Regions from separate parts of the Homo sapiens genome. Here region 1 is linked to region 2. The links are chromatin loops, found by intact Hi-C in ENCODE. Cell type or tissue: dorsolateral prefrontal cortex. All regions are shown on one strand. Each heading gives the region's core, and the rest is flanking DNA. Links, peaks and the distances in the headings are about the cores only. Region 1 overlaps LOC105377733 (a long non-coding RNA gene). Region 2 overlaps LOC105377732 (a long non-coding RNA gene).

What was found. Peaks named below come from ENCODE experiments on the same cell type or tissue, not always from the same donor. Only the 100,000 strongest peaks of a DNase experiment are listed, where the experiment ranks them.
Region 1: a loop joins it to region 2, with 15 times the contacts of the local background. A loop is called at or near these places in 7 of 110 quality-filtered maps.

What each region holds. Positions count from the first base shown.
Region 1 is chr5:173,549,713-173,564,809 of GRCh38, reverse strand. LOC105377733 (a long non-coding RNA gene) reads right to left here. Exons shown (of 3, transcript XR_941247.2): 3 at 9,277-9,478. Among named protein-coding and RNA genes, the nearest start is that of LINC02995, 22 kb to the left of the region's middle. RefSeq lists an enhancer at 7,789-8,517. In dorsolateral prefrontal cortex, for the core only: a CTCF peak has its summit at 10,083 (motif pointing left); DNase peaks (open chromatin) are centred at 7,509, 7,978 and 9,279; H3K4me3 peaks cover 1,194 bases; H3K27ac peaks cover 4,533 bases.
Region 2 is chr5:173,465,814-173,480,910 of GRCh38, reverse strand. It overlaps LOC105377732 (a long non-coding RNA gene), which reads right to left. Exons shown (of 15, transcript XR_001743001.1): 4 at 11,194-11,442; 5 at 3,434-3,512. Among named protein-coding and RNA genes, the nearest start is that of LINC02995, 110 kb to the left of the region's middle. RefSeq lists a silencer at 11,266-11,535. In dorsolateral prefrontal cortex, for the core only: a CTCF peak has its summit at 8,449; DNase peaks (open chromatin) are centred at 7,756, 8,058 and 8,470; H3K4me3 peaks cover 377 bases; H3K27ac peaks cover 3,577 bases.

The DNA.
Region 1 (15,097 bases), core at 3,239-11,238, 85 kb before region 2:
GTAGCTGGTCCCTCCATGTGACTTGTTTGGTTCCATGATCTGTCTCTTTTTTCTCGTGGCAAAATAACCCACTTTATTAGATCCATCTCAGGAGCTTTACCAGTGGGTAAAGTCTTAGAGCCGGGATTCTTGTTTGCTTTCTCCTGTCAGCCACCCCAAATTCTTTTGGGAAGTAGGTGGAGTATAAATGAAAAATTGGTAAACAAAATTCTTTCTTTGGTCTCCTATGGACAGACCTCGGTCTCTTTGGGCTACTTCATGGCTCCCAAGCTGTAATTATTGGTTGCTTTTTTCAGTGTCCCTCTGAACTGAGTCTTTAGTTGTTCTAAATTCATTTGGGCTCCTTCTGGACCCAGGAATTAAAGGTGACTCTTTATTCCTGTAAGTCAGAGACGGCCTCATCTAAGGAAACATTCCAGGGCTGTTTGCACCGCGTGTGGCGAGGAGGGCCAATTAAAGCTACCCCCAGCATCCTCTGAGTGAAGTTTGAGATGGCCTTGGGAGACAGGAAGCTTCTTTATGAGTCCCATCTTCAGCCTGGAGTACTTTTCCTTCCTGTAGCCCTGAGCCCTGGGGCCCTGGAGTCATGAAGATTAAGACAGAGCCCATTGGGCCAGAAGAATGGGGGTGGTTTTATTGGCCACCAAGTACCCCTAACATCATGGGATTTGGATAATGCCCTGAACTACTCTGGACTTCTGAAAGCAAGAGAGCCTTTCTCCAAAGACTCCACAAGCTCTACTTTATCATAGTTGATTCTCAAACCCCTTTCACAATTCCTACCTTTCCAGCACACTACCTTCTGGGGAATTGAGTGGAGTGAGAGTCCGATTGAGAGACATTGCAATCTTTGCTCTTTAAGAATAATAATGATAACAAATAATATCTATTGAGCACTTTGCACGCATTACTTCACTTCCTCCTCACAACAACTCTCTGAGGTCAATACCATTATTATTCTCACTTCACAGAGGAGGGGACCAAGGCTGAGAAGGGGGAAAATAAGTTCCTCAGGGTCAGTAAATGACGGACATTCACACCCAGACCTGACTGGCCCCAGAAGCCTCACTTTTAACAATCGCATGAGTTTTCTGCCTGCTTTGTGCTAACACTGAAAGGCTGATACTTCAGATCCTGGTACCCACGTCAAACCTGGAAGACCTTAAGTGCATTGGCCAGATGGGAGGAGACACAGAGACCCCAGTGGCTAGAAAGGCAGGCTCTGGGGCCAAATGGCTCAGGTGGAAGTTAGCCCCAATACTTACCAACCGTGTGGCCGTGGGCAAGTTACTTCATCTTCTGTGCCTTTGTGTTCCTGGCATGCATAAGAAGAATCATCTCTTATCAGATTGTCATGGCGATGGAATGAGTTATACAGATAAAGCACACAGACAGCATTTGGCCCATTGGACGAGCTCCATGAACACTGGGTGTTTTCGTTGACTCTACCATCTCTATCCCCCACCCCCTCAGCACACCTACCTGGATATCCAGTAGGCAACGCAAATTTGGCAGAGCCAAAGCTGAACTCCAGATCTTCCCTTCCAAGCCTGCTTTTCTCCCAGTCTTGCCCATCTCAGCACCTGACAACTGTATCCTTCCAGTGGCTGAAGTCAAGAATTTTGGAATCTTCCTGGATATGTCTCTTTCCCTCACACCTCGTATCTAACTTATCTGCAATTCTTTTCAGCTTTACCTTTAAATATATCCGAAGTCCAACCCTATCTCACCACCTCCACTGATACCATTTGGTCCAAGCCAACACCATCGAGAGAAATATCTCCCCTGGATTCTTCCAGAAGCCCTGTCTGGCTGTGCTCTCTGCTTCTGCTCTTGCATGTGACACAAGAGGCATCATGTCACCCTACTCAAGACCCCATGTGGCTCCCCATCTCACCCAGAGAAAATGTCAACGGTCCAATCATGCCCACCTGCCAACAGCCAATCCCCTACCACGCCCCCTCTTGTTTATTCCTCTCCAGCCCCATGGGTCTCCTGCTTTCCCTCCTAGAGACTTTGGCACTGTCTTTCTTACTCCTGAAAACTCTTCCCCAGATATCTGCATGCCTCATTCCTTTACCTACTGTGGTCTCAGCTCACACAGCATTGCATCAAAACAGGTTTCCCTGCCCATCTTAAGGGAAACAAGCCCGAAGTTGTCTTTTGACTGTGTGTGTCACAAACCAATGAATAATCAAACCTCCCCCCACCCCGACTCTGCTTTCTTCACTTCTTCCCGGTATTACCTGTGGAACGGGCCGTCCTCAGATCAAACGCAGGAGAGGTAGAAAGGAGTGGCAGAGTGCTTGAGAAACACATCTGATGGAAATATGGTTCCTTTGGTAATATAGGAAGACATTATATAGATAAATATGTTGTATGGCTTTTGCTGAATAGCACATGATTGGTCAGGTCCAAATGCTGTTTTGGACCAAGTAATGCTGAGAAAGGCATTTTAGAACAAACTCGAGAAGTGCTCAACCTCCTTTCCAAAATAACACCCGAGATAAGGTTGGAAATGCAAACTAGGAGCTCTGAAGGAAGAGGTCAGATTGAACGCAAACATTTGGTTGCAGTTCCCCAGGAAAACTTGCTACAACCATCACGATGGGATTTTCTTTAAAGACATAAACTTACAAGAAAAAATGAAAGAGGTGAAAACAACAAAACTTTGGGAGCTGGAAAGCTCATGGATGAGAAGTAACTGACTGAGCAGCCCTAACAAAGGTGAATCCCAACCCAACAGGCAGGAAAATCCATGAACCCTGGATTTCAAGCAACCTTCATTATTTTATACTCTTTCCCCACAGCTTTGCTCTCAGTCCCAGCAGTACCTGTGGCCACAGATTCCTGGGTTTTTCTGAGCATTCACTGCATAAACCCACTGGCTTCAGAAGAACTCAGGAGTCTGTGGCAACAGGTACTTCTGGAACTGAGAGCAAAGCTGTGGGGAAAGAGTATAAAATAATGGAGGTTGGTTGAAATTTGTTTAGAAGTAATTAAATGCCTGGATCCCCACCTCAACTCCAAACTGCTAGGTGTCTGCTCCTTCTCCACCCTTCAAAAGACTGACCATTTGCTTTCCAAGGAGGGTAAAACATAGGAAATCTGGACTGTGTGACATCAGATCTAGTTGAGACCAGGGATATCATACATATTGGAAACAGGAGTATTCAGTGAGTATGGACATACCAGATGTTGAGACGCCTCCTTCCTCCACTCTCCCTCCCCTGTTGGACTTCCGGAATGCTTGCAGCCTTGCCTCTGCCCTCTAGACAGTAGGTTGGAAGGATCTTCTCTGCAAAGTCTGGAAAGCCCAAGTAGAAAGATCTGAAGATAATCACTGAGACTCCCCTCAAAACTGGCACAATGTAACACCCTATGAAGCTCACAGTCAAGAAACTCCACCCATTCAGACAATCACAGATGAATAAACATCTTAGGAAAACCTCTGTTAGGAAAGTCAGAGAACAAAACAAACAAATAAGAGCAACTTGGGAGAAACAGAAATTATGCAAGAAGAAAACTTCTAAGAATAATCACTGATAACATTTGGGAGGTAAGAAAAGACATTGTATTCATGAAAGGAAAACAGAACGCTATAAAACAAGAACACGTAAGGAACAAAAACTATTTGCTGAAAATTAAAAATGTAAAAAGAGCAAAAAACCTTATAAAAAAGATTGAAAGATAAAACTGAGGAACATTTTCAGAAAGGAAGTCAGAAAGAGGCCGGGTTGCGGTGGCTCATGCCTGTAATCTCAGCACTTTGGGAGGCCAAGGCAGGTGGATCACAAGGTCAGGAGTTCAAGACAAGCCTGGCCAAGATAGTGAAACCCCATCTCTACTAAAAATACAAAAATTAGCGGGCACCTATAACCCCAGCTACTCAGGAGGCTGAGGCAGGGAATTGCTTGAACCCAGGAAGCAGAGGCGTCAATGAGTCAAGATCGCACCACTGCAATCCAGCCTGGGTAACAGAGCAAGTCTCTGTCTAAAAAAATAAAAAAAAAAGGAAGTCAGAAAAACAAAGGGATGGAAAGAAAAGGAAAGAGAAAATAACTTGAAGATTAGCCCAAGAAGTCCAACATGCACATAAGAAGAGTATTAAAAAGAAAGAATAGTGAACATAGGGCAGAAGGGAGATTCATCAAAAACAACAACAACAAAACAAGAGTATTCCCACATTTGAAGAAGATGAATCTGCAGATTGAATGGGAACTGTAAGATTGCAGCATACTGGATGAAAATATACTCACACCAAGGTACAATATTATATAAAACTTCCAGAACACTGGGATTACAGAAAAGACCCTACCAAGTTTCTGAAGGGAAGGAGAAAAACAAGTCACATGCCACAGTCAGGAATTAGAATGAATTCAGAAGTCTCAATAGCACACAGGGAGAAAATCCCACAAAAAAGCAAACAAAAAACAGGACAGTGACTTCAACATTTTAAAGAAAAAATATTTCCAACCTAGAATTCTATATCCAGCCCAATTATCACTCATATGTAAGAGCAGAATAAACGCAATTCAGACACGCAAACTCTCAAACAAAATTTTGACTTCTACATGCTTTTTCCAAGAAAGCTATTGCAGGGTGTGCTCTACCAAATGAGGGAAGAAACCAAGGAGGAAAAAAGGAAGAGAATGCCATATGTGTTAATTTCCTAGGGTTTTGTTGTTTTCCACAACAAAGTCCGACAAACTGAGTGGTTTAAAACAACTCAGTTTTAAACAGATTCTAGTCCAGAGACTAGAAATCTGAAATCGTGGTAGCAGCAAGTCCACACTCCATCTGTGGCTTCTAGGGAAAGATCCTTTCTTGCCTCTTTCATCTTCTGTGGGGCCCACGCATTCCTTGGCTTATGGCAACAGAACTGCAGTCCCTGCCTTCTCTCTTCACATGGCTGATGGCTGTCTTCCGTCTGTGTCTTCACATGGTGTTCCCTCTGTGTGTATCTGGCTCTGTGTCTCTTTTCTTCTTGTAAGGACACCAATCATATTGGATTAAGGGCCCACCCTACAACTGCATGACCTCATTTTATTTAATTACATTGACAATGATCTTATTTCCAAATAATGTCACATTCTGAGCTTCTGGGAAGGATATGAGTTCTTGGGAGACAATATTCACCCACTACAACGTACAGAAACAAGAGGTGAGAGGAAGTGCTGGGTTAAGGGTGAAGCATTAGCCCAGGCTGACAGCTGTACAGGGGTGGAGATGAACTAGCCCAGACCGAGCAGGTGAGATTTCTTCAGGAAGGTGAAATTGAAAGAATTTATGAGAATGGGAACACGGAAAGGAGCTTTAGGAGATGAATTCTTAAGTACAGAGAAAACTGAGCAAAAAAAAAAAAATAGTAACAATAACAAGGCAATTTTTAATTCCAGGGAAAATAAAAGATTGGCTCAGGCATAGTTCTGCCAAGCATATATAAAGCTCTGTAAGAAACAATGAATACTGGCCGGGCGCGGTGGCTCACGCCTGTAATCCCAGCACTTTGGGAGGCCGAGGCGGGTGGATCACGAGGTCAGGAGATCAAGACCATCCTGGCCAACACAGTGAAACCCCATCTCTACTAAAAATACAAAAAATTAGCTGGGCATGGTGGCGGGCGCCTGTAGTCCCAGCTACTCAGGAGGCTGAGACAGGAGAATGGCGTGAACTGAGGCGGCGGAGGTTGCAGTGAGCTGAGATTGTGCCACTGCACTCCAGCCTGGGCAACAGAGCGAGACTCTGTCTCAAAAAAAAAAAAAAAAAAAAAAAAAAAACAAAGAATACTTCTCAAGCCAAAATTACAATATAAATATAAGGAGAAAGTGGGGGGATGGGAAGTCTTAAGGTAGAAGTGGAAGGAGGAGTGATAAGCCCTGTCTTCCACAGTGGCAAGTTAATGGGTAATACCAAAAATGAAAAAGCGGGAAACAGCAATTCAACCATATATAGAGATAGGGAGTGAACACTAAAAGAGTCGTAAACATTGTTCCTGGAGATGGGAAAATGGGAGGGAGGAAAACTGAGGAATGTAATTTGTCTTAACAAACCTTGTAAAACTAGTTGAACTACACATATTAGACAAAAGCAAAATGAGAATAAAAGGCACACACTGGACCAAATTATAGACAGCATTGTGCATTATAGCCTACGCCATAAGTACATATTCTTATTAAAATATTCTGTGGTGAAACTCTAAAGTCGGCTAACATGGTTCTCAGTCAAAGGCAATTTTGCCACTGCCTTCCTCCCACCCCTGACTCAGGGCACATTTGCTGATGTCTAGAGGCATTCTTCATAGTCACAGCTGGGGATGGGGGTGCTACTGGTGTCTAGTGGGTAGAGACCAGGGACACTGCTAACCATCTTACAAGGCACAGGACAGCCCCCCACAATAAAGAATTAAGTGCACAAAATGTCAATAGTGCCAAACTTGAGAAACTCCTGCTTAATGGGTGTGTGCCCTGCAGACTGCTGGGAAGATAAACCTTAAAATCCTGAAAGTGAAGACATCATGGGAAGGCTGACTAACCTAGATTTTGGGGTGGCTTTAAAATGCCTACAGATTCTTTGATACTCCTCTCCTCAAAAGATGGGTTCTAATTTCACTCTCCTCCAGTGTGGGCTAGGCTTAGTAACTTACTCTTTTTTTTTTTTTTTTTTTGTGATCAGTCTCACTCTGTCGCCCAGGCTGGAGTGCGGTGGCGTGATCTCGGCTCACTGCAACATCCATCTCCTGGGTTCAAGCGATTCTCCTGCCTCAGCCTCCCAAGTAGCTGAGATTACAGGTGCGCGCCACCACACCCAGCTAATTTTTGTATTTTTTGTAGAGACGGGGTTTCACCATGTTGGCCAGGCTGGTCCTGAACTCCTGACCTCAGGTGATCCTCCTACCTCAGCCTCCCAAAGTGCTGGGATTACAGGTGTGAGCCACTGCGCCTGGCCAAGACTTAGTAACTTATTTCCAATAAACAGAGTAAAGTGGGACTGATCATGCAGACCTCAGGGACTAGGTGCTGAAAAGCCAGGTGAGGCCGATTTCAAAATCCACACTAATGACCCTGCGCCACCCCGCATCTCTTTGTAGAACATTTATTTACATTCCTTGAGATTGCTTGAATTCTTTCCCCTCTGTCTTCTCACTAAGAACTCTGCCAGTGCTCCCCCTGCCCCCCATACACACACATGCTTTTAAAAATGCCCTTTATTATTGTTCTTTCCTGAAACTTAGTGTCTACATATTTCACTAGGGAGACTCAGAAAGCCCTTAGAGGAGTTGAATGCAGGAACTGTGAATTTAAAGTTTCTTCAAGACTCTTCCTCGTTCTCTTTCCCCTGGGTCTAGATGTGCAGCGATTCTGCCTGGCGACCTTCCTTCTCTCTCCGCATTCCCCGCCCCTCCGGAGCTCCATCTCTTCTGGCCAGAGTCCCGCATTCTCTCAGCCCCATTCCCCCTGGAAAGTGTGGAGTCTCCCTTGATATTGACACCCGTCATGGGGCTGTGCAGCTGTTCCCATGCAGCCAGCCTGAAGGCCTTCCAGACAGTGCTTGCATTCACCCACCCTCTGCATGGCACAGCCTGGCAGCTCCACAGGGCCTGGCACCCCAGGACTGTGGCTGAGGGTGGGGGTGCAAACTGGCATCTATGCTTCTTCTCCACCCCCACTCCTGACTCCCTAAATGTCTAGTAATTGAGAGTTAATAGCTAAGAAAGACAAGTACTTCCTTCCTGTGATCTAGAATGAACTGGGGGTGGGAGTGGGAAGATATTACATCTTTTTTTTTTCTTTGTGGTTGTAGATAACTATTCTCATCATATTATTTAGGTCTCATTTTGTTTGAGTGGCATAAATCCAATTCCGATTGGATTTGGCAGAAAGGGGAGTTTAATAACAGGGTATCAGGGTAAGCTCTAAGTAAGCTGAAGAAAGAGCAGGGATGCTGCCAGATGGGGTCGCCATGTACAGTTGTGCAGGCTGCATGCTGCACAACCCCAATGGCCACTATCTCACAGTGGCCAGATGAAGGGCACTTCCTGGAGCTATGCAGGATACAACTTGTCTAGCTATTCTGTGTCTCTACTCCAGGCTTCAGAAATAACTGAAAGCAGGGTCTCAAATGCTACCAAGACCCTGTCTGCATCTCTGAAATCAGCTTCTCCCTGGGTACTGGCGAAATCCCTCTCCCTGAAGAATGGTTTCATTTGGCTTAGCCTGAATCCAATTCCCATCCTGGACCCATTGTCTCTGCCTAGCAGGAGGCAAGAGATTTAAGAGCCTGGCCTCTGGGAATTTAAAGCTTTCAACCTCTACTTACTTGTCTTTATTTTCGGAACCTCCAGAGCCTTTCAGGCGCTAAGTAGCCAACAGTAGATGGGATGATGTGGAAGTAAAATTGCTACAACTCAGGAGTGGGTGTGAATTCAGCTAACCTCCTCCAGGACGTTCATCTGATGGGGCCTGAAGAGTTTTGGCAAAGTGGGAGCTACTCACCTATTTTGAGTATTCGGGGGGACCTTGTGATCCTTGCGCAGACATCTCCCAAGCTCCCTGTCTTGAAAGCAAAAGACACCAATTATCCCAAAGTAAGTGCCCAAGTAAGTGAGAGATGCTTGGGAACTGCCTCTCTCAAGGGGTCAGAGAGAAGAAACAACACTCTGGTTATGGTAAAGTTCTCTTTCTTCTGCCCGCTCCTGTTTTGTTTCTCCCCCAAGACAAGTTAGGCCGATGCACCCCTCTTGCCCTTTCTAGCCCCGATAGGACCCTCTTCATTCCTTTTAGAACCCCCAGCCTTTCACCCCAACTCCGATCAGCCACCGTGGCTCAGTAGTTTGAACATTAAAGCCAGGGAGAGACTCTCTGGGTGTCATGAAATCAAGGGGTTACCCTGAAAGGGCCAGGGGCGGGAGGTGTGTGGAATGAGGGAAAACAAATACAGCTGCCACGTGCCCTAAATGTTCTTGGATCATTTAATCCACACCTAACAAGGGAGTGCACGACTATTAATGACCAAAATAAATAGTAATCAATTATGATGATGGTAATTATGCTTTTGAAATTAGTCTGGGAAAGGATGACCGAGGCAATTTTTTATTCCAGCTCGGGAAAATGGGACGCCAGCTGGGGCTAATAAGAGCTTTCATTAAGACACTGAGATTCATCCAGGGCTGCGAAGAAAGCCCTCTCTGTCCCGAGGCCCGGCCTGGCCCTGACATGCCTTCTGCTTTTTAACAAGAACTGAAAGGTGGCGAGACAGTTCTTGCCTTGGCAGGGGGCGAAGTCGGCCTCTGAAAAGGCAGTGATTATTCTCCACGGCGCAGCGTGGGGAGTTTCGTTTCTTTGGCCTCCGGTCTCCACACGCTGGGGTTCCAGCACGGGTGATGTGTGCCTGGAGCCGATGGCGCCCGCGGGCTGCGGATGACCCCGGGCAGAGGGTCTGGCAAGGCAGGACGCGCCGGGCAGTTCGCAGGGACTGGCTGGGCAGGGAGACAGAGGGAGGAAAAAAAATGTGGTTTCTGTAAAAGGGGCTGTGTGTCCTTCCTCGCCTCGGGTTGCCCCAAGAGCTGCTGCCGAGATGGTCACTAATATTTACCTGCCAGCCCTTCCATCCCAGAGAGCATATTTACCCAGGCACAGGCAGCCCCGCCTCTTCACTCTGCTCCTGCATGCCCGGCGCCCTTGGGTCTTTCATGGAAGTCCTCTGCTGCTGGCTCCTGCCTCAGTTTCCCTCTCTGCCTCACTCTTTTTCTCTCTCTGTCTCTCTGCCTCTTTCTCTGCTTCTCTCTTGCTATTTAGAAACTAAAGAAGGCTTCTCACTTAGCCACCCAGTAGCACAGTCAACAGTTGTAGGGTTGGTGGGAGTAAAATCCCCTTCTCCCTCTTTTTAGTCCTGATAGAGACAATGAACAGGAGGCTCACCATCTAAACATAGATCCCAGTCTCAGCTTAATTCGAAGGCTCTCAGTCAAGAGTGAGTCCCCTTCCTTGGTCCCCCTACCCCAGGGACGTGGGAATTTTGCTTGTCATAACTGGGGTGGCAGATGCTACTGGCATCTAGTGGATAGAGAGGGATGCTGCTAGACACCCCACGATGCACACAACGAAGTATTAGCCCACGCAGAATGTCAATAGTGCAGGCTTAAGGGCTAAGTAAGCATCTAATCACCCCCTCACAGGCTGGCCTCCTGGAAGACTGTGTTGGGGGTGTGAGATCCTGAAGGCAACGTCCATAGCAGAGATCTCAGGAAGAAAACAGGGCCAGCCAGAGGCCTGGCCGCAGCCAGCGAAGTCAGCCAAGACAGTGACTCTGTCCCCTGGGAACAACACTGGCCAGTCAGATTAGCAGCTCCAGAGAAACTAAGGCATGTTTCCAGGGAAACTAAGGTAACAAGAGAAGATTGCAGAAGCTCTCTTCCTAACACCTCTGCAGGAGGTAGGAAGCTCCTCTTGTGTGGAAGAGAAGGACTTAGGGAGAGGAGAAAAGGGGGTTCCTTTCTAAGCCAGTTCAGGCTGATGTATGCTCAGAGTCTGGTGGACTCAGGAGACCCTCCCACGTGGCTCAGCGATGGCCTGGAGCTGGGAACAATCCTGAAAACATTGCCCTGTTCTCAACATTTATTTGGCAGCGGTATGTAAGGCTTGTGCCAGGTGGTCTGCCAGCTCTAATTCCATCCATAGGACAGGCTGCAAGATTTTCATTTCCACTTTACAGATGAGGCAACCATGGCTCAGGAAGATTAAGTGTCTTGACTTGAGGCCATTCGGCAAGCTGTGGGGGAGGTGGGGTAGGAACTGAGTCTCACATGAGATCACTCGGAGCCTCCCTGTAATCTGTATCTAAGGACTAGAGACCCAGAGGGGACTAGAGACAACAACATTGGTGGGTGGACTGAAGTGTGAGGCAGCAAAGTGAGCTCTAAAAGAGCCTAGGTGCTCTGGTCCAGGAAGATCTCGGCTGAGAGCAGCGAGGTCCAAGGTCTGAACTACATGAGGATCGTGGAGAGAGTGGACACAAACTCCATCACCAAATCTCCCATATCACAAATCTAAGTTGCACCCTTTGAATCTTTGACTAGGTCTCTGAGAGAGTAATCTTGTAGAACTCTTCAACTCAAAATCACTGTCAAAAATAGAGCTTATTGGCCGGGCGCAGTGGCTCACGCATGTAATCCCAGCACTTTTGGAGGCCAAGGCCAGCGGATCACCTGAGCTCAGGAGTTCGAGAGCAACCTGACCAACCTGGTGAAACCCTGTCTCTATTAAAAATACAAAAATGAGCTGGCTGTGCTGGCAGGTGCCTGTAATCCCAGCTACTTGGGAGGCTGAGGCAGAAGAATCGCTTGAACCTGGGAGGCAGAGGTTGCACTAAGCCAAGATCGCGCCACTGCACTCCAGCCTGGGCGACAAGAGTAAAACTCCATCTCAAAAAAAAAAAAAATTGAGTTTATTTAGACTGCACTTAAATCCTAGAGATTTGGGTGATGAGGGCAGGGATGATCCTGTACTGAGTGCCAACTATGCGGGAGGTGCTCTATAGACCTACACACAGATGAATTCATTACCTCTTCCCAGAATCCTACGAGGTACTGTGAGCCCCAGTTTTTCAGACCAGGGAACTGAGCTTCATAGAAGTTATATAATTTGTCCAGTGTTCCCCAGCCAGGTACGTAGCTGGTGACACTGGCATGTACCTGAGCATAATCCCCTGGTGCTAGGTGGTGTCCATCATTATCAAGCGGTACTGGGCTATAATGGAGACAAAGCCCCATTGGAGCTTCTGTCAGGGAAGATCCTCGAAGGATCCCACGACACTCCCCCTCCAACCCTGTGTGCTTCTGTCAGAGACAAAATCCTGAGGTACACACCCAGTAAGCCCTATTAGTAAGGCAGATGTTGGCTTCTAAAAAGCCCACACACACCAGGGTGACGCTGCTCTCCGTTTGGTGGACTCAGAAGAAAGGTCTGTCCTATTTTGTTTTCCACATTGACCCATTCCAGGGTCAGGAATTCTTCCATATAGACACCCTCAGGCTAAGCCAATTTTTTCTCTCCTGTACAGAGTGGAGATGGAGAACAGCTGGTGGCCACCGTCCCTAAAAATCTTTTATAAACCTGAAGACTCATATAATCAGTCTTCTCCAAGTGAAATCATCTCAGTTATTTTAAACTTTTCTCAGGGATTATATATTCTCCAAGTTCCCTTTACAAATGAGTTGAAGTTCTCTCTGTTCCTCTTAAGGAGCAGAGACCACAGTCAGCCGTAATGTCCAGCCTGTCACTCTGCAGAACAAGTGTTTTCTCACAAATGTTGGCAGAGTGGGGATTTCCTAATAAAGACAACACGGAAGAAACCGTGATGGGGTGAAAACCTCAAAGAGGCCTGAGTTCAAATCCTGACTCCCCCACTCCTCATACTAGCTCTGTGAATTCAGGACAATAAGCTGGGCTTGCAAGACCTTCATTTGTGTATCTCCAAAACAGAGGGAATGACCTTCCTTAAGACCCTAATGACATAATATAAGTTAAATGCTTGACACCTACCAGGAATCCTGTACCCAGTAGCTATTGTGACTTTACTATGACTTTACTTTTACACCCTCCATTCCCCACCATGAAGTATATAGTTGCTTCATTATTTACAATCCTTCAGAATCAAACAAGCAAACCCAATACTGGAAGTTCCTCCATGGCCCTGTTTGCATCCTAAAGAAGTGAGCCTTCCCTTCTGGAAGTGTTTGAACAAGACTGCTCATACCTCCAAGGGGTGTCTGGGAAAGGGTTCCTAATTTTATCGGGGATGGGCTTGGTAGCCTCTTAAAATTCCTTTCAACTCCGAGATTCTATTTAGAATCCAAGTCAACCCAGGCTCTTATCTCTAATCCATTTTTCCACAAAGAAATTCAAGCGGATTTTCCATGAGGGAAATGCAGGAGATGTTACTCTGTATCCCCCATAGAACAGTTCCTCCAGTTCTTATTAGACATGCCTAGTGCCCAAGCTCCCCTCTCTCATGCTTCCTCTGATGATATTCCTCTTCCAAGCTTCCCCACAAATGCTCCGTCTCCTTTCTGTTGGGTCAAGCAATGCAGCCTTTCCCCAAAACATGTCTTCCCCATCCTGGTTAACCGTGGCTAGCTAACAGAATACACATCCTTAGCAGGCAGTCTAGAGACTGGAGAATGGCCTTTGGGGTCTGACTGTACAACCACAGAGACGTATCTGTGAATTCATGTCCTCAACACACACAGTTGTTTTTAGAGAAATTTCTCTAAGACAGTTTCCTCCATCTTCTTGCAGACAAGTAATGACTCCTGTCTCCACTTCCAAGAGCTTTCATCTCCCCCCTGTAAAAAAATTATGTTACCAAATATCTATATTTGTATAATATTTTTGAAATTTTCTTGCACTTTTTATCTATTGACTTTATGATACTTTTTGTCTGGACATTTGTAACATCTAATGTCAATGCTGTAGCATTACAGTTGGCCCATAGTTGCCACCAGCTTATACAGTTTTTGATAAATCAGCATGAAACATATTTTAAGATTGAGGTTTCAGTTTATGAGGAATGAATTAGCTGCATACTTCTCTGCTTTGAGAAACTCAAAATTTACTGAATATCCTGCCAGTAAGAGAGTAGCTGAACTAGACTCCCTCTTTCCAAGGCTCTAGTTGACAACACACTTTCACAGTTGACTTACAATGTGAGGATTTCTCAAAGAGATCCCTTCCCCACAGCACAGTTCGGCCTCATTCAGTTATTTCCACCAGGTTGTAGTCAGCAAATGTTCCCAACTCCTCTTGGGTCACATCTCAGGGAAACCTCCAAGGGCAGCGAGACCCTGGATGCAGCAATTTTGTTATTAAAGTGCAGGTGTGGCCCTCTGTTGAAGGAAGTTGGCCTCCTGACTTGGGAACGCAGCATGATTCCTTCTCAGCCAGGAGACAACTGCCTGAGCCGGACGTTGCCCTCTGGTGTTGTCCAGGTAGGGAAACTCCTGGCTCCTTGTAAATCCTCTTCAGGGTTAGATTTCTTAACAGCAATTGCAAAGCAGCTTTGGGGCGAGTCAAGTAAACTGGCATTGGACGGCACTTGAAAAGTCATCCTGGCTAACATACTGCTTCCACTCAGGACTGAGACTTAAATGAAAGTGGGTGGATTTCACCAGGAGCAATTTCTTCCCCAATCCTGGCAGCTGGGTGGAGAGGTGGGCTGTAGTGACTTAGAGGGGAGAGTTTGTGAACAGCCTTTTTAGTGCACTTTGTTAGTGGCCTCATAAAGCTGCTACACAGAACTTCATTTTGGTAGAAAATACCATGATACAACATAGCTTGCTGAGTGTTCAAATCCCTTCCTTTCATATTTCCTTTCTGCATACCCTTCACCTTTACCCACTTGCATTAGCAGGCAATCTTCTCATTCCTACCAAATTTCTCAGTCAAATCAGAGAAGTTAGTCTGTGAGCGGAAATCATGTCAGAGGCCCCTTGAAAAAGAGATACTGTTTCATGGTTCTGGAGTATCCAGGTACCACAAAAGCTTTGGTGCCCCGTGTGTTTACGTAGTCACACAGTAAGAGGATGGAAGGGGTCCCCGAAGGAAACCAAACCCACATATGAACAGAGTTTAAAGGTTCATACTGGGTAGGTCACGGCATCTCATATCTGTAATAGCAGCTGCTAAGGAAGCCAAGGCAGATGGATCGCTTGAGGCCAGCAGTTTGAGACCAGCCTGGGCACCATAACAAGACACCCATCTCTATAAAAAATAAATAATGAAATAAAATTAATAAAATATAAAACATAAAGGTGCATGCTGATTCATTCCAATATTCCCTCCCCATTTACTCAACTGCTGTTATTGAGCCCCTGCTTGGTTTCAGGCTTGTTGCTGTAGGCTGAGGACTCTGACGTGGGGAGCACCCAGTTGCTGTGTTTCAGATACCAATTGCTGCATAACAAACTACGCCAACACTTAGCGGCTGAAAACAATCATTTCATTATGTTCCTATGTTCCCTGGGTCTGGAATTTAGACAGGGTACTGCAGGGTTGGCTCCTAGATGTCTGGAACCTCACTTGGGAAGACTTGAAGCCTG
Region 2 (15,097 bases), core at 4,513-12,512:
ACCAGAGCCCACTGCAGGGCGGGAAGAACTCAGGTAGGCAGCAGAAAGGAGGCCACTTAGGTTGCAATTAATCCCAAGACAAACCCTGTTTGCAGCCCAGTTCACGAACTTCTCTTCCTAGGTTTTGAGACCTCACAATGGCTACCTGACGGCTTCCAGGCAAAGGGGAATTCACGATGTTAATAAGAGGAGAAACCGGACGAAAGAGCAGGAAATTCAGAGTCCTGAGGCTTCCTATTTTGCTGATCTGAAACCCCCTAAGAAACCATCTGTCCTGACTACTCCAAGACACTCAACAAACATCACTTTTGGTTCTTCCCAAGAATCCTGCCAGTTTGCCAACTGTATGGATGTCCATAGGACCCTGCTGGAAAAGATGTCCCTAAGCATCTTGACTGTGAAACTATATGTCAGATGGGTCCCCACTTCTTCACAGAGCAGGGAGGAGGGCAGTTTGCAATAGGTAGTTTCACTTGGTTCTGTCTACCACCTAAGATGTGAGCTGTGACTCTGGAGTCCTTGAAAGATGTATCTGGGCTTCTTGGAACACAGCAGGCTCCCTGGATTCTTGAACCTAATGAGGATTGAGATGCTTTGTTTTGATCTCTGCCCTAAGCCAGGGATGGTCAAAATACTCTGGATTTGTACTTATGTAGGTAGCTCCATTTTTAGGCAAAATTACACAGGGCGACTTAACTGGTGTTGGCACGTCCTGAGGTAGCATCCCTGGCTGCCCGTGCCCAACCTTGTAAGTCTGTGCCTTGGTTCATCAGCCCAAAGTGGGACAGGAAAGACTCACTGAGCTCCGTCTTTAATAACATTTTAAAAAATGTTTAAGAACCACCATAAAAATCCATTGGATGGCATTTTTTTCCACTTTGGCAAAACTAGAGTCATAGTCTATGTTATTGCAAACTCAACCACAAGAGAAGAAAGTCGGCCAGTCACAATTTAGAAAATCACATTCCAATAGTACTGGAAGCACATATTAGCTGAGCAGAGATGTGTCCAGTCACATCTATCTTTTTCCGCAGACACAGCTCCCCTAAGCCACTATTGAGCAACCTGGCTCACTTTTCCAAGCAGCCTCTGCATGCTGGAGATTGACCTGACATGATTCTGTTTCTCCAACCTACAGATAGGGAAGCCTTGGACTTGGTACAGTTTGAAGAGCCCCAGAAGAAGACCCCTTGACTTGGCAGGACGTGAAGTGACCCACTTCACTTCTTACCAATTTAGGATTCATTGGGTGGAATATTAACTCTGAAAGTTCCCTTATAAATGTGGCGTGTCCCTGGGAGGAATAATGTATTAAACCACACAGCCCATCCACACTTTAGCATGGAGTAGTCTAATCTTTTTATGAAGCATCTACTCTGAACCAGGAATTTAAGTAGTTTCTTTAGACAGTCACATAATCAGACCTTAAAGAAATTAAACTTTGTAAAATTTTGATGAGGAAAAGTTTGGACATGTCCTAGATAGCACGGGGTTAGCGTGAGGATGCTACACGGACAAGACTGCCACCATTCAGAGAGGTAGATGGCCAAGGAGAGAGTGATTAACTCGTATGAGGAACTCAAGGCAGGCTTCAGAGAGGTGACATTTCCGCAGATTTTGAAGGACAAGGAACAGACCAACAGGTAGCCAACGTAAGGGAATTCTGGGTCGAAGAAACAGCATGGGGCCGTGCACAGTGGCTCCCGCCTGTAATCCCAGCACTTTGGGAGGCAGAGGTGGGCAGATCACTTGAGGTCAGGAGTTTGAGACCAGAGCCTGGCCAACATGGTGAAACCCAGTCTCTACTAAAAATACAAAAATTAGCCAGGCATGGTGGTGGGCATCTGTAATCCCATCTACTTGGGAGGCTGAGGCAGGAGAATCACTTGAACTCGCGAAGTGGAGGTTGCAGTGAACCGAGATCCTGCCACTGCACTTCAGCCTGGGTGACAGAGGGAGATTCCATCTCAGAAAAATAAAAAAGAAAGAAAAAAGAAAAGAAAAGGAGAAACAGCATGGGAACATGTACCAGTGTGTAAAATGACACTGTGTATAGATCGTCTGAATTCCAGCTGGAATACTCAAGAGAATTCAAGATGAGTTTAGAAAATGGACTATTAACAAAGGTGTGTGTGCATTACAGGGAAACCACAAGAGACAGTGCAGGAGTTGTGGGGGCGGGGGGTGCCGTACGACCCCTAGATGCAAAAGATGGAAGGAGGCAGCAGTTATCTGAATACAGAAAGAGAAAATTATGTGGAGAGGGCCACCTTGAAAGGATCTGAGACTTCTAAGGCACCGCTGAGGGAATAAATACCCCCCACCTCTCTCCTCCCTCCTCAGATCTCTTGTGGGACCCCTCCCCCAATGACCAACCCAACCACAAGCCAGAGGTTGGGGCAGGGCAGCCCGGCCAAGCATCCCTTGCAGTCAGACTTCTGGGGTGCAGAGCTGGGCAGAGACGAATAGAGTGAGGCTCTGGGGAGGAGGTAACTGGAAAATGCCCAGTGCATGAGACGTGGCTGGAACATGGAGTATGGGTGGGACAGGAGACAGAAGGACACAGAGCAGGGAGGTGACCGCAAAAGACCTGTCAGGCTGAGAGCGAGCAGGGACATTGACCTCCGGGGACATAGAGACCCCGGCCTGTCCTGCAAGCCCTGGAGACAAACATCCATCAAACGACCCCTGGTAGCCAATAACTTCCCAAGTTGCACTTTGGAAGGTGACCCCAGCCGTTTTTGTCTCCTGGAGTTCTGGACACGGCAGGTGGGAGCCTATGGAAGCAGAAGGGAAGTGTCTACCAGTGGCTACCCCAGGCAACGCCACCGAGTACATCTTGAACCAGTTAAACCCAGTCTATCTCTTGTATTTCTAGTCCATTCCACCTTTTTTCCCCTGCTGACGTAGAAAGAGGGCCCTGAGATGAGAAACTCCGCAGGCACAGGTTTCCCAGAAAGATGAGAAATGTCTGCTTTCCCCCAGGGACAGCGCCAGGCGGCCAGCCGAGAAGCCAAGTCAGTCCTGCCCTGTAAGGCTTCAGAAAAAAGACAAGCACCAGCCCCCTCCTGTCTGGGAAACATTCAAAGCAATCTCCGAAGTGATTCATTAAAAGTCCTCCTATGGCAGAAGACCATCACCCAGATGTGAAAATAAACACAGAGGGAAATTCCAGCATCAGAACGGTGTCAAGTCTTTAAACAAATGCATGGCTATTTCAGGGAAGGGAATAATCTTTCGACTATCTTTCCAAGCCCTCAGAATCCAAGTCAGACTCTCCATAAAGCAGGCCAGGCAAATTCCCACGATGCCAGACTGGGAAAAATGTGAAAACACTCAGTTGACTGTGGGCACAGTGACTCTCTGGGGCCCTTCCCACTTGCACTTCTCAGCAACCCCGCTCCCCACGCCAGGGCCAGCCACCCAAGCTTACCAAGCTCCCGATAGTGCAGCCCTCAGCTCGGCCTTGATAAAGCATCAGAGGTTAAAGCAGAAGCAATCCTTTCATTCTACTGAAATAAATCATCACAGAAAATAAATGGGACATGAACCAATATCAAGCAAAACAGAGAGTGTGTATATACCAATAGAAATAATAAAAATGGGCCAGGCGCGGTGGCTCACACCTGTAATCCCAGCACTTTGGGAGGCCGAGGCGGGTGGATCACGAGGTCAGGAGATTGAGACCATCCTGGCTAACATGGTGAAACCCTGTCTCTACTAAAAATACAAAAAATTAGCCGGGCGTGGTGGCGAGTGCCTGTAGTCCCAGCTACTTGGGAGGCTGAGGCAGGAGAATGTTGGGAACCTGGGAGGTGGAGCTTGCAGTGAGCCAAGATTGTGCCACTGCACTCCAGCCTGGGTGACAGAGCAAGGCTCTGTAGAAAGAAAGAAAGAAAGAAAGAGAGAGAGAGAGAGAGAGAGAGAGGGAGGGAGGGAGGGAGGGAGGGAGGGAGGGAAAAGAAAGAAAGAAAGGAAGGAAGAAAGAAAGAAGGAAAAAATGGGAGAAAATATGAGTATGTTTGCGCACAGAATACGTGTTTTCATGTCCAGTGTCTAGCAGGGTGAATGGTACACAGTAGGCATTTGATAAACATGAAGGAAGGCAGGGAGGGAGATTATCAACTCAAGTTGTCCCAGAACCCACGAGTTGCTGAAGTACTGACCGTACTTAGGGTACCCAGTAGAACCACAGCTGACTCGCACTCACCGCCAATTAACTGGTAAAGTTTGGAAAAGCCTAAGTTCCTTAAAGCCAAGTTCAAATCCTTCCCATCATAAGATATCAAACTTCTCCCACACAGCTGGAATTTATTCTGTTGTGTGTGTGGTAAAACACACATAACATAAAATTTACCATCTTAACCATTTGTAAGTGTTAAGTGCAGTGGCACTGAGCACATTGTTGTGCTATTATTAGCCCCATCCACCCACAGAACTCTTTTCATCTTGCAAAACTGAAACTCTGTACCCATTAAATAACTTCCATTCCTTACTGCCCCCAGCCCCAGGCAACCACCATTCTATTTTCTGTCTGAATTTGACTATTCCAGGCACATCATGTAAGTGGCATCATGCAGTATTTGTCTTTTTGTGTCTGGCTTACTTCACTTAGCACAATATCCTCTCAAGTTTCATCTATTTCATAGCATAGGTCAGAATTTCCTTCTTTTTCGCAGCTGAATAATATTCCACTGCATGTATACACTACGTCTTGTTTATCCATTCATCTGTTGGTGGACAGTTGGTGGATTCCTCCCTTTGCCATTGTGAATAACGCTGCCATGAACATGAGTGTGCAAATCTATCTCCGAGACTTTACTTTCAATTCTTTTGGGTATATACCACTGATACTACTTTTTAGCAATGAAATTTCCCCTGAATGAGTCAATCATTTAGCTGTCAAATGATTCAAGAATGCAGCAATTGTGAACTTATTCATATTTAGATTAGACTGTACCCTGTGCATACAGATAGCTATGAACCTGTGAGAACCCCTCTCCCAGTCACAGGCAGCTACACATTCTCAGTGAAAATCAGTGAAAAGGGTAGGGTTCCAAAGCCTGAGAGACCCAGGTGCAAATCTCAGGAGGAGCCCTTATTAGCTGTGTGGCTTATGCAAGACAGTGAACCAAAACATTCCTCAGTCTCTTCCCTGCAAACTGAGGAGTGAAGTGAAGGCTATCAGGAAAGTGTCCGAGGTGCCTGGTGCGTTGTGAGCACTCCGTAAACAGTGCACTTTCTCAGCTCTAAGATGCCCCTCCTTTGTTCACAATTTCACATTTCTAAAATCATATTTCCAAATTGAGGGTGTGCACTACCAGACACCAGCTTTTTCACTGCTGGTGCATTGACTGAACTTAGCCAAATGTCTCTGAAGAGACACAGAATTTCCCCAAGAAGATTCTGCGTTCCTGCAGGAGGAGAGGGATTTGGTGGGAAGCTTGCCCCGCACTGCACACCTTTTCCAAGCTGTGCCATCAGCGTTCCCTACAGTTCTCTTCGCCACTCTAAAGCTTAGGAGAAATAAAATCTGCTCCAGCCATCCATTTATTCAGCCATCCATCCCACACTTACCGAGGGACTGCCCTGTGCCAAACCTGATGTAGCTACTGGAAACCAGGAGATGACTAGAACAGGCCTCTTCTCCACAGGAAGTCACGGTGGAAGTGGGGGAGGAACAAAAGTAATAAGAATAGCAAACACTTACATGGGCATGTGCGCTAGGCACTGCTTCCAGTGCCACTGCCTAACTCATTAGTTCTCCCAGCAGCCCTAAGAGATAGTAAGTCATAACAATGACTTCCACTTACCGATGTGGAAACAGAGTAATAGAGAGTAACTTGCCCAAGTTGCACAGCTGGTAAACGATAGAGCTGAGATTTGCATTCCAGCCCTATGACTCCAGAGTCCATACTCCTAACAGGGCTGAGAGTCAAGAAATTTTAACCTCGGGTACTACACAGGCACCAACCAATCAGAACAAATGCCAGGGATTTTTATGATGCTCTTATATACCAGCTGAAACTCAGCAAGCCCTGCACTAACCACGTTTAACCTCTAGACTGTAGGAATCTAAGTTTAGACTAATGGGAGTCCTGTGGCAGAGGCATGAAGGAAGGTCCCCACCAGCACCCAAGATTCAGCAGGCCCAGCAGTCATTGGCCAACAATCACTGACTGCTTGTGGAACTTTAATACCTTTGCAGGTTGACAAGCGGTGAACCTGTAAATAGCTCTCCTTAGCATGGTTCTCCATAAATCACCGAGGGCCATTGTCACACATGGGATCTCATGTAACCTTCAAGACAGCCTATGAAGGAGGCCTCATTGCCTTCCCAGTTGACAAAGGAGTAAAGTGGGGCTCAGTGGGGTGAAGTGGTGCAATGAACTCCAAGTCAAAAATGTACACCTATCTGTCAAAGTCCCCTGTTCAGCTCAAATAAAGGAATTACTCTCAAAGAGAACATCTTTGACCCAATTCTATATGCTTGCCCAAAGCAATGGAGCTGGGATTGAATCCCACGCCTTTGTCTCCCACCAATGAGCAGCTCAGCTATCAGGGTCCCTTCCTTTATTTTCTGCCTGCTGTCCCCTTCTCAAGGTATCTACCCCCAGCCTCTCTGGTCAACCCGCACTATCAAAAACAGAACCCCTGTGGCTCTCCACTGCCTTGTCCTGCTCCGTTCTTCTTCAGGGCATTTATGATGATCTGGAATAGTAGTAGATTTATTTGTTTTGTGGCTATTTCTCCCTAACAAGAATATAAGTTCCATGAGGGTAGGAAATGTGTTTGTTTTGCTTTTTGCTGTGTTCTGGTGCATTGTACATGGTCAGTGAGATTTAGTCCAATGAATGAACACGTAAATGAATGGAAGATGGGTTAATGAATTACTCTCTTGTCTAAGAAGCCAGAAACAAGGGCTAGGAACTCACCTGGGACCCTGCAGGTCTAAGGTCCCCCCCAAGCTTGGGCTCAAGACTAATAGAAAACCTTGACCTCTTGCCTTCCCTTTCCCAGTCTCCTCCTCTTTCAAGGGCACTCTGACTTCAGGGTTCCTTTTGAAAAACACCCCATAGCTTCAGATCTTTCTCACTCACCCATTGCCTCGCACACATGCACACTTCCCTACTTTTACCCCAAAACAGAAGCAGACCTGGTCTATCTACGCAGGTACCTTGTAATCCTGTAACCTCATTCATGCACAGGCATTGGTGAATGATAACAGGTAACAGAAGTGATTTTTAAAAGGGCCTTCCAGTGACAACGTCGTGACATACTAGAATGGATGACTGTAGGAGTTTCTGGTGTCCTGGAAACCTCATATGTCTCATCATACACACACAAAAATGCCTGTGGATGTCATTCATTCATTTATTCATTTATTCACTCGATCGTTCAGCAAATGTTTACTAAGTGCCTTCTGCCTGCCAGGAAATGTCCTGGGTGCTGAGAATACACAGTGAGCAAGACAGCCCAGGTCACTGCTCTCAGAAATCCACCATCTAGTTGAAGAGGCAGAGCAGTAAGCAAAGACCTTGCCGAGGAGTTTAAATTCTTATTCTTACATTAGAACACAAGGTGGTAAGAGCACTAACAGAAATCTGTGCCGGGACCAGAGGCAGCTACCAAAGGAGTGGGGAGTCAAGGAGGCCTGCTGGAAAAACTGCAGTCTCTGATGGCTGTTGATGGTAGGCTAGGAGTTCACCAGGGAGCCAAGAGGTGTGGGTGTTCCAGGGTCTGCAATGATGCAGAGGTCTGAGGTGGCACAAGCAAGGCTGGCTCTGAGCCCACCCTGCTCCATGACAGCTTCAAAAATTGCTGAAGCTCAGCACAGCCAAGGCATGTGTACCAGGCAGGAGGAAAAAACAACAGGGCAGGGTGTCCTTGGGACAGATTAGATGCCAGTAATTCTTCCCTCCTTTTGGAATGTTAGAAACCAAGTATGTGTTCCTGGGGTTCTCATTCTCTATAAAATTGCCCAATTTCATTCTTATAATAACCTACGAGGCAAATCAGCTGCCTCTGCACACAATTTCCCGTGCCGCCTTGACCCTGCCACATCCAAGGAGCTGTTTAAACAGTCTGCTGTCTTTTCCCCTGAATGTCAAGAGAAAGAGAGCTGATGGCATCAGCAGCCACAACCATTATGCATGACCTGAGAGTTTTCTTTGACCCGCCAACTAAGGTAAATGCCTTTTGACAAAGACACCCAAGACTTCACTTTTAATTCAACTTGAACCTAAGTTTCTCTCCAGAGCACTGTCTCCAAAACGCTCAATTGCCCAGTGCAAAGAATCATAGCTCTTTCCTTTTCTGGCTTTCTCTGATACAACAAGCTTACAGCAACCGTCAGAAAAGAAGGCAAGTAACATCTGTGGTGGAGACCAGACTATGAAATTAGTTCAAACATACAGCAAAGCACTGTGCTCACTGCAGAGAGACACATGCTGTTCCGTGGATGTGAGCCCATTCATGAGTCACCATGCATAATAGGGCATTGTTGAAAGTGTTGGGAACATGAAAAATTCCTCACTGCCCAGTTTGGCTAATGCTGGAGCTATATTTGCCTTCAGAAATGAAGTCAAACAGAGTTGGCTTAACTTCCAGTTGACAGGCCCAAAGACCACTGGGCCACCATGTTTATTATGCTGATTTTTGTTTATAGGAGTTGCCGCCTGAGTTGTGTTTAAGAGGATGTTTTTTGTTTGTTTGCTTGTTTGTTTGGGGTTTTTGTTTTTGTTTTTGTCTTTTTGAGACGGAGTTTCAATCTTGTCACCCAGGCTAGAGTGCAATGGCGCGATCTCTGCTCACTACAACTTCTGCTTCCCGGGTTCAAGCGATTCTCCTGCCTCAGCCTCCCGAGTAGCTGGGATTACAGGCGCCCACCACCAGGCCCAGCTAATTTTTCTATTTTTAGTAGAGATAGGGTTTCGCCATGTTGGTCAGGCTGGTCTCGAACTCCTGACCTCAGGTGATTCTCGTGTCTCAGCCTCTCAAAGTGCTGGAATTACAGACGAGAGCCACTGTGCCTGGCCTGTGTTTCAGAGTTGACTTCTCATCTGCATGTACAAGGAAAGAGAATTCTTTGACAAAGGACATGCACAGACCTCTGACCCTCCCAGAGGGTCCTTGAACACAAGAAGGACTGTTTTAAAGCCCTCCACAACACAGCTCTGTGCTATCAGGTGGATTGGCGGGAAAAAACTTGCCCATGATTTGGTGTGAAGAAACACAGCAGGGTCTGCAGGCAACAATCCTTCTGCAATAATACATAATATCTCTCACTTCCCGATTACCTGTTATTCAGTTCTTAATATGCATGACTCCATTTCCTTGTCGCATCCCTGAGACACAGGCCACATCAACCTCATCTTATAGATAAGGAAGCTGGACTCTGAGAGGTGACAGAACATGCCTATGTTACAGAGCTAATGATTTGCACAGCTGGGATTTGAACCCAAATACACATAGACTTATTTATATATGTATTTGTAATCAGGTAAATTATGCATATCTTTATTTTAAATATGTCTAACACATACATTAATGTCAATATACACATTTATACACATACATATATGTTTATTTCTTGCCCGCCTGGAGAAACCATGTTAGGCTGACAAAGTGTTCTACAAAGTCATATAGATATAAATAAATATGTTATATATTTTATTTATTTCTTAATTTATAAATGGATGTTACATATTTCTTCATCTATTTAGAAATAAACACCTTTAGTTGGGTGTGTGTGTGTGTGTATATATATATCTTTATATATATAAATATCTTTATATATATTTATGTATATACGTATATATGTATATATATGTGTGTATATATACATATATATACACACATATATATACATATATACGTATATATGTATATATATATATATCTTTTTTTTTTAGACGGAGTCTTGCTTTGTCACCAAGCTGGAGTGCAGTGGTGCGATCTCAGCTCACTGCAACCTCCGCCTCCTGGGTTCAAGTGATTCTCCTGCCTCAGCCTCCTGAGTAGCTGGAACTACAGGCACCCGCCACCACGCCCGGCTAATTTTTTGTATTTTTAGTACAGATGGGGTTTCACCATGTTAGCCAGGATGGTCTCGATCTCCTGACCTCGTGATCTGCCTGTGTAGTTATATTCTTAGGTATGGTTAAGGGACACTGGAGGTAATGCTCCCTCTCCAGCACACCACCACAGGACAGGATTGTGGGAAGGGAAATTTGACAGTGAAGTGGTATTGATGTCTGGGAGAGTGGTACCTTTTGAGCCTTAAATAAGGGCAGCACGAGGACCCACTTGTGCAGATCCCAGGCCTGAATGCCCAGGCCCGGATTCTTTGCAGAATCTCTATCACAGCTCTTATCACATAACTCAACACAGAGATGGCTCATTAGAACAGTCTCCCCCACAACATCCTGGATCCACCAGGACCAGGCCCTCTATCATATTCTTTGTATCTGCCACAACACCTGGAACTGTGCTTGCACTCCAAACATTTCCATGAGCTGCATGAATGGATGTATAGGTGGTTGCCTAGATGCATGGATAATTCAGCCAACCTGGGTTCAAGCCCAAGTGATACATGGTGACACATGCTTGGTTTGGAAACCATGTTAGCTGACCTTTAACATTGATGACAGGGTCTAAATTCTGTGTGTCTCATGGGGGGATCGAGAGAGGGGCTTCAGAGCACCCAGACTCACAGGGAGGAGTGAAGCGATGAAACATGACTTTCCAAAGTGGCCCTTGTCCGCTACATACGACATTCAACACCTACTGGATGCCTATTCGGTGCCTGGTACTACTGGGTTAGTGCCCTGGGTGACACCGTCAGATGGGAATAAGAACAGAGGATTGGGCTGGTGTAGGGGCAGGGAAACTAGAATTCAGCATTGTCTTTTTAAAGCGTCAAGTTCTATGCATAGAAATGAGTGTAGACAGAACTCTCCTGGTTCGCTTTGAATAAAAAATGAACTTGGGAGCTTCCTAGAAGACAGAAGACCATTGCATGGATACGTCTGTGGAGGGTACACAAGTAGACACTTGGAGCAAATTGCCTCTAATTTCCCATCTAATCCTGACATTGCTTGATGCCATCACTGAGCATGGGACATATCTGAATATGTATTACTCTGATGAAAAACCCATTAGTTAAATCAGCCTAGCCATGAATCGTTTCACCTGGAAAAGCTCCCCCTGGTCTCAGAGCGGTTCTGCAGGGTCAGTAGCTCCTCAAGATCCTCAAGCTCTGTCCTGTCAGTGACAGCTGTTGAGGAGCATGGTGGTGGCCCCCGAGAAGGGCTGCAGGTGGAAATTCGGTGGCAGTGGCCCCATCAGCTTCTTTATGTCCCAGTCATCTGCTGCGTGAAGAGAGGGTGGGGTGGATGTGGGCCAATTGCACCACAACTCGAAGCCTGAACCCTGCTGTCTCTGTGGATGGAAGAGGGAAACATTGTCGCTGTGTATGAAGAAACCGGATATATATCTCCCATGATTGCTGGGAAAAATCACCCAGAGGCGTATAGCTTCCCATGAAAGCCAAACCAAAACCAAATAAAACAGTGAAATTGCATCCCAATGTTTCATTTATGCAAACTGCATAATTTTCCTCTAACTGGACATCCACTAGGATTTTCCCAATTTCTTTTAGTTGCCCAGTCTAGAATGTGATTTCATTGCTACTTGGAGACATTCCACAAAGACACAGAAACAAAGTAGCAGTGGGTGGAGATTTCCATGACCCACAGAATGGATTTCCCAGTTGAACACGAGTAATGAATACCATTTATTAAGCAAGTATGACATACACCGCAGGCACTGTGCTCGGTACTGTATGTTTACTATCTAATTCCTATCTCAGTCCTGAATGTGGCTTCCTTACATAGGTGTCATGGTTTCAGATGAAGAAACAGAGGCTGGGATCAGGTGACTGCATGTCACAAGACAGAAATTGCACAGCTAGTAGGTGCCAGAACTAGGATTCAAGCCCAGGCTGTCTGACTCCCACACTCACACTTCGCCTGACCTTCATCACATCCCCATCCCAGGCATTAGAGGTGCAGGATCTTGGTGCCATCCCCAGCCCACCTTCTGGAGGGTCCTTTCAGTCCACATCCCTGGGCCTGGGCCTGAGCCACTCCATCTCTCACCCCTTCTCCTCAGCCTGATGTGTGCTCCTGCCTTCCTCCTCCTCCCGCTGAATTCATTTCTGTCCTTCTACAGCCAGGGCATATATTTTGTCCTCCAAGAAGCCTTCCCAGCCTTCATCCATGTGACCACCCCTTTCTCTGATCTCCCATGTAAAGGTGGTGACATAGAACTTGACCTTCGACTATCAGCAGATGATAGTCAAAGGAATCATTTGACTAACAGGAATGTTTTCACCCTGTCTATTCCCACCCAAGTGGGTGCTGGGGTGCACAGCCACCATCCCTCTGGATGTCAAGACCCCCACTCCCTATCTCCAGGTGGTCTTTGAGAGAATAGGGTGTGTCCACCAGCTGAATGGGACTTGGCAAAGTCTCCAATGCCATTCTAATGGGTGCCATTCTGTTGGTGATCCACAAGTGACCATTAGGCCATATGCTGAAGTGACCACAACAAGGAGCTTTCAAGGGTGCCCTGGCCGTGGGACATCCCTAGATGTCAGCACAGCCCTGGGGGCATGGGCTCAGCTCCAGGTCTCTTGAAGCTGACCTTCTCCTCTCTGCCCAGACACCCCATCAGGTCTCCCTGTCCCATGCTCGGCCCTCCCAGATGGGAGGCCTTCCCACAGTCTGGAGTCGGGAGAGGCCTGGGAGGCTCTTCCCTGATTCTTGTTCTAATCCTAATGTTGCAGAAGAAGCTGTGCCATTTCCCCTCAAGTCCCCACTTGTGATCCACAGAGGCCTGTTTTGGTTGTCTCATCACTGGATGTAGATGCAGGCAAGAGAGCAGGCAGTTAAAACCAGGTTCTAAAACCAGCCCCTCTCATTACATTCTAACTATGTAAACTCAGTCCAGGTCCTCAAAGTGGCTATGGTGTGAAGAGTGAGTTCACACACACACAACCCTCAGAGCAGGGTTTGGCACGTGTAAAGCACTCCATAAATGCTGGCTGCAGTTATTACTTCTTGCTCTTTTTATGCCCACAGTTAAAACCTGACTTCTAAAATAAAACAGAGGCAGCTTCGGAAAGTTACAGTCTCCCGACAGCATCCACCAAGGAGGAGTAGATGCCCACTTAAGACCCCAGGCTGCATGCAGGGGCCAGGGAGGAACAGAGAGAAACCCCAGGGGCTCAGAGAGATCTCCAACTCACACAGCCATGGAACTAGGACAACCATGTTTAATCAGATCTCCAGGTCGCACAGGACCCCACCTACCATCTGAGATCCATCACCATTACCTCCTGGAGCTTCATTTCGTTATACGGAAAATGGGGATTGAAACAATACCGCCCTCGAGGAGTGGCTGTGAAAATGAGCTGGATTAACACAGGTAAAGATCTGGAAGAGCACCTGCACATAATCCTCCCCAAATGCTGGCGCCTGCTGTTACCTGGGTCTTACCTGTTTTATTCTTTGTGCTTTTCTGCACTCCCCATTTGTCTGTGATGGACATGTACTACTTTTATGACTTGGAAAACATGGGAAGGTGACATGTTCTAAAATAATAATAATGATTAAAGATAGAATATCAGTGCCAAAGGGTTTAAATAAGGAAGTATGTCCAGTTGAACGTAATTCAGGGTGGGCTTCATAGAGGCAGCAGCACTTGAGATGGGTTTTCAACCATGGGTCAATTCTTGTTAGGCAGTAAGGGGTTTTCAGTGAGTGCTAAGGCTCCCAGGTGTACCACTGTGAGCCAAGGAACAGGGAAACTGCTGCTAATTAATGGAGAGTGAGGAGAAAAAGGTCAGCCACATTGGTGGAAGAGACAAGAAGAAGGACAATCAAGGCCACGTCTCCACAATGCCTGTTTTCTGGGCAATAAGGAGGGCAGAGAAAGTAGACATCTTCTTTTAAAAAGAGGGAACTTTTCTTATTACTAATCTAGGCTTAGAATTGGTGCTAGAAAACATGAACTGATTATTTACAAGAGAAGAAATGAAAAATGACCACTAAAACCATGGGGAAGATGGTGAAAATGATCAGGTAAAACCAGCAATACACACAAGGATGCTTAGAGGCAGAAAGAGGAAAGCCATCAAGATTTATTCTCACATCCTCAGAAACAACAGAATCAAATTCAACCCTTCCCAAGACAATACAGAGTAGCACATTTTCCTGTGTCACCTCCCCAAGGCCCTCCACTACATGAGATTCAATGACAACAAGGCCCCCACTCCACTCACCTCTTTGTGGAATATACCACCTCCCGGGCACTGGGGGCACAATGCTCCCTTCTCTGTGGATAAGCCTTACCTGGGCCAGAGGACATGAGCATGTGCATGTGCTCTGTCTTTACAGAAGCATCAGAGTCTGGGGAAAGGATCAAACCAAGCCAGCTGGTGCAGACAAGGAAGTTCACAGGGAAATTTAGAGCAAACACATTCCTACTTTCACCATTCTTTAACAGCACATTCAATTATATGTCTGCAAATCAACAAGCAGTGCTATGGTATGTCAGGGTTGAGTATGAGTCCCACTTCTGCCACCCCAAGTGTAACTCCAGGCAAGGATCCTGCCTCCCTAGAGCATGAGGTCCTTCATGCAGTGTATAGACATTGTCAGGCAGTTGGGATCATTAAAAAGAGTACACACATGGCCAAAGTCAGCCCTCCATAAGGACCAGTTATGTATATTATCCAAAAGCCAGAGAGACAAGCGTGACAAGCGTTGCTGTCTTCTTGGCTGAAGCGCAAAGGCTTAAACTGGGTGTGATGCTGAAGTCCTTAGTTCCTCTGATTCTCCACTACCAAGTACTCCTGTCCAGGAATAAGCTTTCAAGTTGTAAAAGTCACGTTCTTCTAAGTCACACAACAGGATCAGGTGGTTAAGTGGAGAGCTGGGCGCACACAGAGCAGTGGGGCTGGTGGGCCAAGTGTGGAACCTGGCTCCTTCGGAAACCTGAGGCAGATTTTGTGGTCACTCTTTGGTGCTAG